Linked DNA regions of Homo sapiens: regions 1 and 2 are each linked to region 3. The links are chromatin contacts, found by Hi-C or POLR2A ChIA-PET in ENCODE. All regions are on one chromosome and are shown on one strand. Each heading gives the region's core, a stretch centred on a gene start or an enhancer-like site at or near the end of the contact. The rest is flanking DNA. Distances are from core to core; before and after follow the strand shown.

The links. A loop is a pair of places that touch in the nucleus more often than their neighbours do. ChIA-PET counts read pairs that join two places held with the same protein, here RNA polymerase II (POLR2A). Pooled maps may share reads with other maps.
Region 1: a loop to region 3 is called in a map of OCI-LY7, with 8 times the contacts of the local background. The contact joins the enhancer-like site here to the promoter of PRDM15 in region 3. A Hi-C loop is called at or near these places in 9 of 168 maps with a recorded cell type or tissue (B cell, GM12878, HCT116 and 6 more), 31 of 37 single-sample maps with no recorded cell type and 18 of 50 pooled maps. POLR2A ChIA-PET finds 5 or more read pairs at or near these places in 2 of 52 experiments (GM12878 and OCI-LY7).
Region 2: a map of OCI-LY7 shows a loop between it and region 3 (4-fold over the local background). The contact joins the enhancer-like site here to the promoter of PRDM15 in region 3. A Hi-C loop is called at or near these places in 4 of 168 maps with a recorded cell type or tissue (B cell, OCI-LY7, pancreas and 1 more), 32 of 37 single-sample maps with no recorded cell type and 8 of 50 pooled maps. POLR2A ChIA-PET finds 5 or more read pairs at or near these places in 5 of 52 experiments (GM10248, OCI-LY7, activated B cell and 2 more).

Annotation. Positions count from the first base shown.
Region 1 is chr21:41,814,147-41,818,497 of GRCh38, forward strand. It overlaps PRDM15 (PR/SET domain 15), which reads right to left. Exons shown (of 24, transcript NM_001040424.3): 19 at 1,559-1,690. Among named protein-coding and RNA genes, the nearest start is that of RIPK4, 49 kb to the left of the region's middle. RefSeq lists an enhancer at 2,710-2,759. Within about 2 kb of position 2,570, at least 7 of the 41 ENCODE cell types and tissues checked have a DNase peak (open chromatin) inside an H3K27ac peak, as active enhancers do; they include OCI-LY7 and adrenal gland, where a contact is called at or near this core.
Region 2 is chr21:41,831,934-41,836,215 of GRCh38, forward strand. It overlaps PRDM15 (PR/SET domain 15), which reads right to left. Exons shown (of 24, transcript NM_001040424.3): 10 at 4,180-4,274; 11 at 3,504-3,591. Among named protein-coding and RNA genes, the nearest start is that of PRDM15, 45 kb to the right of the region's middle. RefSeq lists enhancers at 1,546-1,615, 2,396-2,515. Within about 2 kb of position 1,669, at least 5 of the 41 ENCODE cell types and tissues checked have a DNase peak (open chromatin) inside an H3K27ac peak, as active enhancers do; they include B cell and OCI-LY7, where a contact is called at or near this core.
Region 3 is chr21:41,877,069-41,880,992 of GRCh38, forward strand. PRDM15 (PR/SET domain 15) reads right to left here and starts at 2,276. Exons shown (of 24, transcript NM_001040424.3): 1 at 2,202-2,276. RefSeq lists enhancers at 1,100-1,149, 2,150-2,199 and a silencer at 2,350-2,399.

The DNA.
Region 1 (4,351 bases), core at 1,320-3,819, 63 kb before region 3:
GTGCTCTAGTGTTTTATGAGAATGCCTCGTGTTAGTGATTGCGCAGGGTGCTCTAGTGTTTTATGAGAATGCCTCGTGTTAGTGATTGCGCAGGGTGCCCTAGTGTTTTATGAGAATGCCTCGTGTTACTGATTGCGCAGGGTGCTCTAGTGTTTTATGAGAATGCCTCGTGTTAGTGATTGCGCAGGGTGCTCTAGTGTGTTATGAGAATGCCTCGTGTTAGTGATTGCGCAGGGTGCTCTAGTGTTTTGAGAATGCCTTGTGTTAGTGATTGCACAGGGTGCTCTAGTGTTTTATGAGAACGACTTGTGTTAGTGATTGCGCAGGGTGCTCTAGTGTGTTATGAGAATGCCTCGTGTTAGTGATTGCGCAGGGTGCTCTAGTGTTTTATGAGAACGACTTGTGTTAGTGATTGCGCAGCGTGCTCTAGTGTTTTATGAGAATGCCTCGTGTTACTGATTGCGCAGGGTGCTCTAGTGTTTTATGAGAATGCCTTGTGTTAGTGATTGCGCAGGGTGCTCTAGTGTTTTATGAGAATGCCTTGTGTTAGTGATTGCGCAGGGTGCTCTAGTGTTTTATGAGAACGACTTGTGTTAGTGATTGCGCAGGGTGCTCTAGTGTTTTATGAGAATGCCTCATGTTAGTGATTGCGCAGCGTGCTCTAGTGTTTTATGAGAATGGCTGTGTGTTAGTGATTGCGCACGGTGCTCTAGTGTTTTATGAGAATGCCTTGTGTTAGTGATTGCGCAGGGTGCTCTAGTGTTTTATAAGATCTTGGCCTTGTGTTAGTGATTGCGCAGGGTGCTCTAGTGTTTTATGAGAACGACTTGTGTTAGTGATTGCGCAGGGTGCTCTAGTGTTTTATGAGAATGCCTCGTGTTAGTGATTGCGCAGGGTGCTCTAGTGTTTTCTAAGATCTTGGCCTTGTGTTAGAGATGGCGCAGGCTGCTGTAGTGTTTTATAAGAATGTCTTGTGTTAGAGATGGCGCAGGCTGCTCTAGTGTTTTCTAAGATCTTGGCCTTGTGTTAGAGATGGCACAGGCTGCTCTTTGACCTGTCGCGTCACCGACTCCTTTCTATGCACATCAGCGTAGTACACACATCACCCGAGCGGACACCTTGCTCTTTTCTGGATTCACCATGGCTTAGCCAGTGCCCTACCGAGGCCACGTCTGACCTTCCAGCGCCTTCCCTAACTCAAAAGATGACAAGCAACCTTGCATGCACATCCCTGGCCCTTGTCTGGTCGCTATTTCTTGTGCACATTCCTGAGGGGGAAACAGCTGAACGGGAGGAACATTTAAAGACTGACCAGTCTCCCAATGCCGGAAGTGAGCTGTGCAGCATGCTCTCCGGTGACGAGGCCCCTGTGGGAGGGGGACCTTTTGAGATATGCAGCTGCTCACCCCGGCCCCAGGAAGCTCTCTTGGGGAACCCGGCACTCAGTGGGAATCACAAAGAGGAATCGTCTCAAGGCGGCTCTCTCTTCTCCCACGGCCCACCTGGCTTCCCTACACAGTGAGCGCCGTGGCTGGCGCGGCCCGGGCCTCGGACTCACCCGTGTGCCGCTTGCAGTGCTTGAGCATGTTGACCTTCTGCGCGAACCTGCGGTGGCACTCCTTGCACTCGTACTCCTTGATGCCCTTGTGCAGCTTCATGTGGTGGCGCAGCGCGTGCTTGGTCTTCATGCCTTCAAGGACACAGCGAGTCAGAGGCGGCCACACCCCCACGCAGCCCACCTGGGGGCCCATGCCCGAGACCCTGGGGCAGGCACAGGCAGCGGCCCGTGCGGTACTGGTGAGGGTGTGGGCCGGCCCCCGAGGATCCCGGTCAGTCCACCAGCGGTGAGACCTGGGAAGTGACTGTGCCCAGAGGCCGGGAGGGACTGACTGCAACATCAGGTTCACTCACTCCTGCCAGGGCCTGGCCGAGCCCTGACCACGCGAGCAACGCCGGGGCGGTGGGTAAACTTCCCTGCGTGCCCATGGCAACCCGGCGGGAGAATTCGGTGAGAGATAGATTAATACAAGCATGACTAAAGGTTCCCTTCAACCTTGACAATATGAGTGGTGATTGGGATTCGGACGCGAGATGGTTTCAATCTACCTGTAATTTAAGAAGCCAATCTTAAGAAGCTGAAATACTCCAAAGCCTCACTCACACAGCCAGTGGAGAGAGGGTGGCCCTGGCATAGGGGCTGAGTCAGAGGTTGTGGTGCGCTGGCAGGGACAGCACTGTACAAGGCCCTCCGCAGGGGGCACAGGCATGTGCGGCTTGGTACACCTGACCGTGAGGCTGACACGCACCAGGGAACAGGGCGACCCAGCCCAAAGGCAGCCTCCCCAGCCCCGAAGAGGCGCCTTCACTGTGCCTGCCCAGGGCGGTGGGCAGCCTGCACTCCCAGGCCACCGTGTTCCCTCCACATTTGGGGAAGAACTACTGAGCCTGAACACAGCTCTGTAGTAAGCTGGTCAACGGTTCCCCTGTGATTCCACCCTCACCAGATGCAGGGGTGACCATCCACCAGCTCCTGCCAGAATTCTAAAGGCCGGGCCAGAAGACCTCCCTGGCTACGAGAAAACTGCGCGGCTGGGCCAGCAGGGGGAGCAAAGGCCCCACGATGAAGCCCGCTGCCTGCACACACAGCTGCACAACTCCTGGCCTCGGGTGGGGACGGCACCTGCAGGCCTATTACCAATGACCGAAGAGTGATTCCACCTGAAAAAGTTACTGTCAATCCTTTTGATTAAAAAAAAAAAAAAGAGTGCCGGTCACTGCTGACACGCCCAGACCCCAGCACTTCCCTCTTCCTGCTTCTAAAATGAACATATTCCAAATTTCAAAACTAATACACAGTCACAGAAAACCCAGAAAATACAGAAGAGATGGCATCTCCACATTCTGACCTCCCCACCACAGCCAGCATTGGTGACAGTAATGTTTTTTCTTCCATTTAACAAAGAAAATCTGCCAACAGTTTCAAAATAAACACAACTGCCAGACAGAGGAAATTTTAAAGCTTGCTCTACTGGGATTGTGAGTCAATCCATTTACAAATTACCGTGGGGAAAACTGATGTTTTTTAAATACTTATAATTTCTAATCCCGAACAGGGGATGCCTTTTTTATAGCTTTCAATACCTGGTGTCATATTCTTACTGGCCACAGTAAGTTCTTGTAGATCATTCCTGAGTAGTTCAAGGCCCATGATGTGATTCTGAACAAGACGTTTTCCTCCACACACACAGAAAACCTACTGGCTGGGCCCCTGCCTCCACCTGCTGGTGACAGGCTCTCACGACTACTAACAGCCTCCCACTTGGTCCCTGACACTGACTAATTCCCTGGTCAGGGCTAGAATTTCTGGAAAAAAATGTAAAGTAATAATATGCAACAGTGTTTCTTGCAACACTGTAATAATAAATGACTATAACAAAACAACCAGAAACTTTATAAAATAAAGGGTCTGGTTATATGAATCGTACGAAGGGCTTGAAAGATAAAACCAGGCAATATTTACATGTTCCGATATAAAAAGATCTCCAAGACGTATTTTCAAGTAAAAAAAAAATAGCAAAGTATCAAAAAAACAAATGAGCACAAGCATGCGCTGGTATGTACTAGCAACTGTTGCGTGATAGCACGATGACAATACTGGAATTTGGTATTCTGTAAAATAAATCTGGCAACTGATGTATTAATGCCAGCATTTTATTTCAGCTATTCAGAATTCATTTTAAAAAACGATGCAACTAAATAATTAATACATTTCAAACACTAAAATGTCTACAACATTATAAAATGTGGCTTTACCCCACACCCCTTGCCTCCCAGGGCATCTGGTGGCATTTGGGGACCTGCAGGGGACCCAGGTGTGGCTCCTCTCTGCCTGCCTAAGAGGCCCGGCCCTGAATAAGCCCCCACCCCTGCCCCTCCTGTCTCTACGCGCTACTCAGGACCCCTCCAGCCAGGCTCACCACACTGTCTTAAACATTTTACTTCTTGGGGGCATTGGGGAGGAAAGGGGAGGAGCAGGTGGTGAAAGGGGCTGGGAGCTTAAGGCAGACGCGGATAAAGAGCAAGCCAGCCTGTCCCGCTAAGGCAGGCAGACACTGCTACCGACATTCTGTTCAGAGAAACCACCTGTCCCGCTAAGGCAGGCAGACATTGCTACTGACATTCCGTTCAGAGAAACCACCGCAGTGGCTCTGCGAGGACCGGCTGGGGTTTGAGGGGAGAGTAACTATGCCACCTTCCAGACCTGTTTGTATTGTTTAAAAAATATGTCTTGGCGAGGTGCATGCGCTGCTTTTTTAATAACCACCCATGTGCCGTCCTTGCGCAAAGTTAC
Region 2 (4,282 bases), core at 419-2,918, 46 kb before region 3:
CTGCTTGCCTTCCTTCTATAAAGTGAAACATTATCCATACAGCCACTGCCCTCAGTTTCGTTTTGGCTTAAGATTTGATGGGCTCTGTCCGGATCCACACGACCGCATGGTATGTGTCCTTCACACACTGCGTCTGAGGCGTGCGTGTTTACAGTGCTGGACGTTTTCATGATCACTTTAATGGCTACGTGATATTCCATCCAGCTCACTTCTCAAAACTCACTTTGCTATTTTTGACACTGTAGATAATTTAGTGATGGAATCTTTAGTAATGCAGATTTTTTTCTTCTGTCAAATCTCTTTATCATGAATTCTTAGGAATGGGACCACTAGAGCCAAGCGCTTTGTGAAAGGCCACACCTTACAGCGCTGTGGCATCAGATTGCCACAGGCCACACCTTACAGCACTGTGGCATCGGATCACCACAGGCCACACCTTTACAGCACTGTGGCATCAGATCACCAGAGGCCACACCTTACAGCGCTGTGGCATCGGATCACCACAGGCCACACCTTACAGCACTGTGGCATCAGATCACCACAGGCCACACCTTTACAGTGCTGTGGCAACGGATCACCATAGGCCACACCTTTACAGTGCTGTGGCATTGGATTGCCACACTCCCCTCAACCTGGGCCTCCTGAACAGCATAGGTGAGCCTCCCTCCCAGCCAGGCACTAAAGAGCACAGGTGAGCCTCCCTCCCGGGCAGGTGCTAAAGAGCACAGGTGAGCCTCCTTCCCAGGCAGGTACCAACCAATACAAGTGAGCCCCCCTCCCAGGCAGGTGCAAATCAGCACCCATGAGCACCCCCTCCTGGGCAGGTGGCTCCACTAGTCCTGCCGCCCCGTGGAAGGCAATGGTGCTGCCAAGAGCTTCAGCTTTCTCCCTCACAAGCCCCTCGTGACCATGGAAAGAGAACCTACTTCAGGCCACTCCCCAGCTGTCCCGGACAACTCTGCCAAGCCGAGGGTGGCTTCTCCCGCAGCCACCCACTCACTGCCAGTTCAGGAACCCACAGGGGCACTGGGTCCCAACAATGCTTCTCCCTCCAATAACCCTGCGCCGAGGGGATCTAGGTTTATGTCTGAATAAATGAGCCACTGAGAACAGCTGCCTACTGGGGTCTGACGAAGGGAGAGGGGTGCAGGGCACCTGGGGATGGAGAGGGGATTATTGGGGGAGGCTGGTGGGCCGCATTTTGCCTGAGGGCCTGGACGTGAGCCTTTGCTATTCCGTAGCACAGTACTTATGGTCAGACACAGCACAAGGAACACGAAGATGAGTTACACCAGCACCTGGTCACACCACAAGGGACAGGCACCACAACAGGTCCCATGGAGGGAGCTTCAGAAAAACCCACAAGACTGTAACATTTTAAAACTGCCCCCCACACCCCTCTCCAGGGTGTGCTATGAGTCCTCGAGAGAGGGTGACACAAAGGCAACAGTGACCCATCCCTCTGTGCCCCGCTGGGGACCCCCACTGCTTGGGCCTCCAGTGCCACCCACCACTGGGAATGGGGAAGGCGTGACTCCCACATTCTTGGTTTAATTCTTGGTACAAATTCTTGGTTTAATTGTCTAAGGAAGATACACATTCTCTTAACTTCAATACTATAAATAAGTATAAGAGCATGCAAATCATATATTATGCAAACAAGCTCCATTTCAAGGTTTTTATCCTTTCTGTTCAGTCTAAAACGGGTAACCTTTGAAACTAGAACATCTCAGGGGAAGAGGTGGTGCGATGCAGGTCCCTGGCGCTCTGCGGGTTCTAGGTGACTAACAAAGGCCAGCACCTGGCCTAACAGCACCTCTGGCTGACAGGAAGCTGCTGCTGCCTTAGCCGCTTCTAGTACTTTGTTTTATTTGGGTCCAGAGAAATAGTTGAAAATATCAGAGGGCAATGCCTCTTCCTCAACCTTGAGTCTGCCTCACCAGAGCGCCTTAGCTGGTAGCATCACTCTTGGGAACCCCGAAACCCTCGCCTGCTACACTCCTGCAGGACTGCGGGGACCCCAAGGGGAGGTTCGCAAACAAGATGAAGGTTCATCTGTCTGGCCGGGGCTGCGTTAAGTGGAAGTCTTCAGGGGACTGTGCCCCAGGTTTCTTGGGAATTCTTGTGATAGGAGGGCTTAAAATGCAGGAGGTGCGGCACACTGGAAATTCATCCAGAAGCTTCTGGAGGCCACCTCATGCCAGACATGGATCCTTCAGAGCTGCTAAAGCTTAGGCAAAACATGACTCATTCCTGCCCCTCAGAACAGTCCAACCCCAGGAAGAAGGCATCAGGGAGGAAGAACCAAACCCTGGTTTCAAATAGGAGCCCTCAGAGTAGAACTAGCCAACCCCACCAAGGGCCCCCCGCGCCCAGCAGCTACGGCAAGGGAGCAGGGCCTCTCACATGGCCCATGTGCGACAGCCCTGGTCAGAGCCCCTGGGAGTCCGCTGCTGCAGGTGCCCTGTTCTCAACACAGGGGCGGGTGGCACCTTAACAAGAACAACACAGAGATGCAAGTGACAGACACAGAGCAGGCGGACAAGGACGGGGTGGGCGTCGAAGGCTAACCTGGTAGGTCTCTAAGCCGACTGCCGCCGGGCCCCCCCTCTCCAGGGTGTGCTATGAGTCCTAGAGAGAGGGGGACACAAAGGCAACAGTGACTCACCCCTCTGTGCCCCGCTGGGGACCCCCACTGCTTGGGCCTCCAGTGCCACCCACCACTGGGAATGGGGAAGGTGTGACTCCCACATCCCAGAGGGTGCACGTCATCACTGCAGAATACAGGGGCGTCCTCGGGCCACGTGGAGAAGCGCAGCCGGCAGGACGGCCTTGGCTTTCCTTTGGTCTGTTTACTTGCCAGCAGCAAATTCGGCCAGAGAGACAGGGGCCTCAGACGCCCCCCAGGCCCGAAGAGGCCACCTCTCCACTACAGGCTGGTCCAGGCACACCCGGCTTCAGGCCTCACACAAGGAAAATGCTTTATTTTTGGAAGCTGGTGCACACAAGCAGGCTCAGAACAAAAAGAATGCGTGCAGGGGCAACCCCGTTCCACCCTGGACGCCGCAGGAGATGTGGATGGAGGAGGGCTCGCGGTTAGGAACAACCTTTGCAAGCAAGCGAGGAGCGCTCACACTCCTCCAGCCATTATCCTGATCTTTTCCTTTCTTCCTCAGACGGCCCTAGAAAACATTGGACACTGCTGCTCCCTGTTTTTAGCCAGAACGGACCCCGGCTTTACAATGCTCTCAGTGTGGGGCCATACGCAGCTCGGCTGACAAATGCAGGAAGAAAATCAATCCCTTTTTACTGGAAAGTTTCCATCTGTGTATCTTTAGGGTAACAACTGCTTTGAAGCAAAATGGACAGAGGGAAATGTTAAAAGTGAGGCTGTCTATTCATGAAAACAATCTTTACTTTGGCCTAAAGTTCCACGGTCTCCGCGGCGTATCTAGAATCCGTACCGCACAGCGGCCGAGGGGAGACGTGACCGGCGCCCTCACCTGTCCTGCAGTTGTGGAACTCCAGCGCGCTCTCGATGCGGAAGGTCTTCTCACAAGTGCCGCAGCGGTACCTGTACTCGCCGTCCACCTGGTCAGAGGGACACGCCGTGAGTGAGATGGCCCAGCGCAGAGTCCACAGATGCCGAGCCCCCGACGTGCTGCCCGGGCGACTCCACGCCTGTGTCTGTTATGACTCTGACCTCCACCACCCTCCCGCTCTATTTAGGAACACAAAGGATGTTTGCTCTTGCTGTTCACCTGCCCTAGAAAGGGAACTCCACACTCAGGGAGCCCCACTCCAAGCACCAAACACCCCCATTCTCCTGACTCTTCCTGCTGCGCTTGTGGGCATCTGACCAGGACGAGGGGCTGACAGGTGGCCCAGGGACGCCAGGACACCCACAGCCTTCACCCGCTCTCATCCCTCCTGGGACTCTCCCTTCTCAGGGACACCTGGGCACCCACAGCCCTCGCCCACTCTCCTCCCTCCCCCACAGGGTTTGGCCGCTCTCCTCCCTCCCCCACAGCCCCCGCCCACTCTCCTCCCTCCCCCACAGCCCCCGCCCACTCTCCTCCCTCCTGGGATTCTTTCTTCTCATTACAACATGGTGATTTGGTCAGTTGTCTGTGTTGTCCACACAACTGGGAAGAGAACCCTGGGCTTGTTTCCACCCACCTCGTTCCTGCTGTGCTTGTAGGAAACGTGCTGCTTTAGGCTCTCTTTGCGGCTGAACAATTTTGCACACTCTTCGCACTTAAACAGCTTGTCACCTGAGGAA
Region 3 (3,924 bases), core at 1,026-3,525:
AGGGCCTTTGCATTTGCCACCATCTGCCTGGTGGGGGCAGGCACCACCGCACCCACCTCCACCAGAGGCTCCCTCACAGCACTGGTCTCCACTGTGGCCCCTCCTCAGACAGCCCCTTCTAGTCCCAGCCCCCAAGTGCCCCATCCCCTGCCCGCCACCTGCCTGCCCTCCTTCCTTTCTTCATGCTCTTCCCATCGTCTTACCTGAGAGTTTTATGATTTTCTGTCTACACCACCTCCACTCCCCTGCCCAGAACATTAGGTCCACCAGGTGCAGCCCTCTCTCCATTCACTACAGCGTGGGGGCACATAACAGGTGTTCAGTAAACATTGGTGGAAAGAATGCATGAATGGCCGAATGAATGAATATCTGCCCACACCAGCACTGTGAGGGGAGCTGAGCAGGGCCATCCACACTTTGCAAATGAGGAACGGAGTCTGAAAAATCATTTAAGTCACCGCTCACCATCCCAACCTCTTGAGCGCACGGGTGGAAGACACAGTTGCCTTAAATCTCCCTTCAATCTGCAAAATGGCAGGACTGTTCTTTCCTGGCCTTCTGTACAGATAATGACATCGAAAATGATATGAGAGCCACATCCTAAGTGAAAAGAGTTCTTTGTCAAATATAATTATTCTAAGACAAGCTAGCAGCCTTCCAACTACAGTTGATTTTTAAATTTATTTATTTGTCTTCTGGAGAAATAACCGTCCCGCCTGCTTCCAAAATGGAACATTTAGCTTGTTCTTTGCTGGCTACTTTGCGGCAAAAAGTATGAATCACAGATAGAAGAAAAACAAACTATAAAAAAAATGGTGTTTTTGCTCTTGAAAGTCTAAATTATAGAGCTACTATTTCTTAATCGTTCACCGTGAGGCAGCGATGTCAGGAAATCTGGGGAAGGAGTGAAGCAGTGAAAACGTGGAACACGTGAAAATGTCCGAGCTTGAAACAAAATACGGTAGTGGTGTGTGCACCGGGGTGGGATCACCACCCTTATCGAGTGTTGACATCATTGCATTCTCCAAGGAGAACTGTCACTGCTACCTTTTAAGGTACATCACAAAGCCAGTGGCTCCTTCACATGTCACCACCCTTCAGGAACCAAGCTAGGTTCTCCAAATTCACTTGAGTCTGGCTTAAGCCAATGTGGTTTTTTTAAAACGAGTGTTGGTAGCTTTAAATACACACACAGGTCCACGTGTCTCTGATCACACACTTGTTTCTACCGTTTTAAACTCCCTTTGGGGACTTGGGGGTGAGGGGCAATTTCTGAGCATTTGTGGGGGAAAAAACCATCCACTACATTAGGGGGTTAAGAAAGGTAAATGGGTGATAACTCTAACCACCAGATAGGAGTGTTTATTTCCATGAGTTTTCATTTCTATTTTCTCAAGGCTAACCCCTGCGTGAACACCTCCCCTCTAGCAGGACGCTGCGCGTGGCCCCCGTCCCCACCTGTCCACGCGAGGCGGGCCTCACCTGAGCGGCCGGGCACGCCCCGTCCCCGAACGGCCACCCACCCCGGGTAGGCACGCGTCACCTGTCCATCCACCTCGCTACCTTCTCTCTGCCACCAAAAGGCTTACGAAAATAAGGCGCAGGGGGTCTGGGAGACCCCATCACCAGGACTCAGCTTCTCTAAACGCGGGGTTGGGGGTCCAGGGACCCCCCCGTGCGACCCGCATGGGCTGTACCCGAGGGCGGGGGATAACGACATCCCCTGGGGCCTCGGCGACGACGCCGCCCGGCGGCGGGGGCCGCGGGGCCGCGGGCCGGGGCGGCGAAGACCCTGCGCCGCGCCCACGGGCGAGCGCGGCCCGGCAGCCCCGCGGCCCCGCGCTGGGCCTGGCCGCGGGCGGGCGGGGGGCGCGAGGCAGGGGACGGGGGCGCGGAGCCCGGCCAGGAGCGCCCGCGGCGGCGGGACCCGGCGGGCGGGCGGCGCGCAGGGCGATCCCGGAGCGGCTCCGGGAAATCCAGCCGGGTTTTGACTCCGATCGCCAACGGTGCCCGCAGCCGGCGAATGTAACAAAGAACAGTCGGCATGGCGGCTGGACCGGGGCGGCGCGCGGCTGCCGGGCGCGGGGGGCGGGGGGCAGCGGGCCCAGGGCGCGCCGGGGCTCGCGGGGGCAGCGGGTGCGGCCCGGGGCCGGCGGGGCGCACGCCGGGGCGGGCGGCGGGCGCAGGGCCCGGAGCTTTACCTGCCTTTGGAATGTGCAGAGCGGGATCGGATCCGGACTCCGGGTTGCGATCCGCTCCGGAAACTGCGCAGCACCGGAAGCCGGGGGGCGGCGGCGGGGCATGGCGGGACTTGTAGTCCGCGGGCGGGCGCGGGGGGCGCAGGCGAGACCCTGGCGCGGCCGGGGGTCCTGCGGGTGGGACTGCGGGGCGCGGGCGGCGTGGACGGGGCAGCGGGCGCGCGCGGGGCGGGTCTGGCCGGAGGGAATTCCGCGCGCGGCCCCCCTCCCACGTGGCACGGCCCTGCCGCCCACGCGCGCGGGCAGCTCCCTCTCCACCTCTCCTCGGACGCGTTTCTTGCGGAGTTGGGGAGTGGTGGCGGTGGGTGGGTCGAGTTTTTCTCTAGAACAGGCCTGGGACTTGCCCCCACTCACGGTGACCTCTGGATTTGGCCGGCGGGGCCCTGGGACACGAGCTCTGTGCCCGCGAGGGGAGTCTGGCCTGGCGGGCTCCGCCACGCTACCGGTGAGCACCGGGCCAGCCGCGGACCTGGCTCTCCATTCTTCCCCGGGGGCCTGTGTGGCCTCTCTTGACCCCCTCCACCAAGTGTGTGTGCCATCACAAAACGTGAGACGGAGAAGGGACAGACTTTTCACCTTAGTCCTGGCCGCCCATATTCAGAGAGGCCGACTGTCTTGTTCATTGCTGCCTGGCAAAAACCTACATTCATAAAGAGAAGTGATGAACCGGGGAAAATGATTTTAAATTGATGCCACAAAAGGGCTCGTTTCCCTCATGTACGTGAAACTCTTGTGAACCAATAAAAATATATATGTATATAGAAAAATGAGCAAAGTGTGTGGATGGACAGTTCGTAGGAAATTCAATGGTTCTTAAGCATATGAGAAGCTATTCAACTACGCTGCAATAAGAGAAAAAAAGTCGCAGTGGGATCATTTTTATTAGATTAGCAAAGATTTTTTAAAACGTTTAATACAACCTGGGCAACATAGCCAGACCTTGTCTCTAAAAAACTTAGCTGGGCTCGGTGGCACGTGCCCGTAGTCTCAGCTACTCAGGAGGCTGAGGCAGGAGGGTCACTTGAGTCCCACAGTTTGAGGCTGCAGTGAGCTGTGATCGTGTCACTGCACTCCAGCCTGGGCAACAGAGTGAGACCCTGTCTCAAACAAAAACAAACAAAAAAAAGTTTTAATAGCATAATTTTGAAGAAACTAGAGAAACAAGCTCCTTTACGGGTAGGAGAATAAATTAGCGTAGTTTCCATTCAGATATTTGTGGATATCCATAAAAATTCTAAATGCACATAGCCTTTGACCCACATGCAGGAATGGTGCCAGAGACGGACTCGCTTGTATGAATGGCATATGTGATCATCACATTTGCTTACATACTACGTGCCATCCCATGGGAAGTGTTGGATGCACCTGGGCACATCCATAGGCTGCAACGCCGGGCAGCCGGAGACAGATTAGGCAAGTGTTGATCTGTGAAGGCTGGTTTCTCTGCCTGGCCCAGCATTCTACAGTGGCTTCCATGTTGCACTATAGTAGGCCATCCCATGGCCCCCCAGACCTTTCTGGAGCATCCCCGGCGTCCACTGTCTCCCTGCTTGTCCCCACCTGCGACTTCATGCCTCCCTCCAGCCTCCTGTCCCTGAAGCCTGTTCCCAAGGCCTTCTGTACTCTATCTTCAAACACTTCCCAGGTTTTCCACAACCTTCTCTGT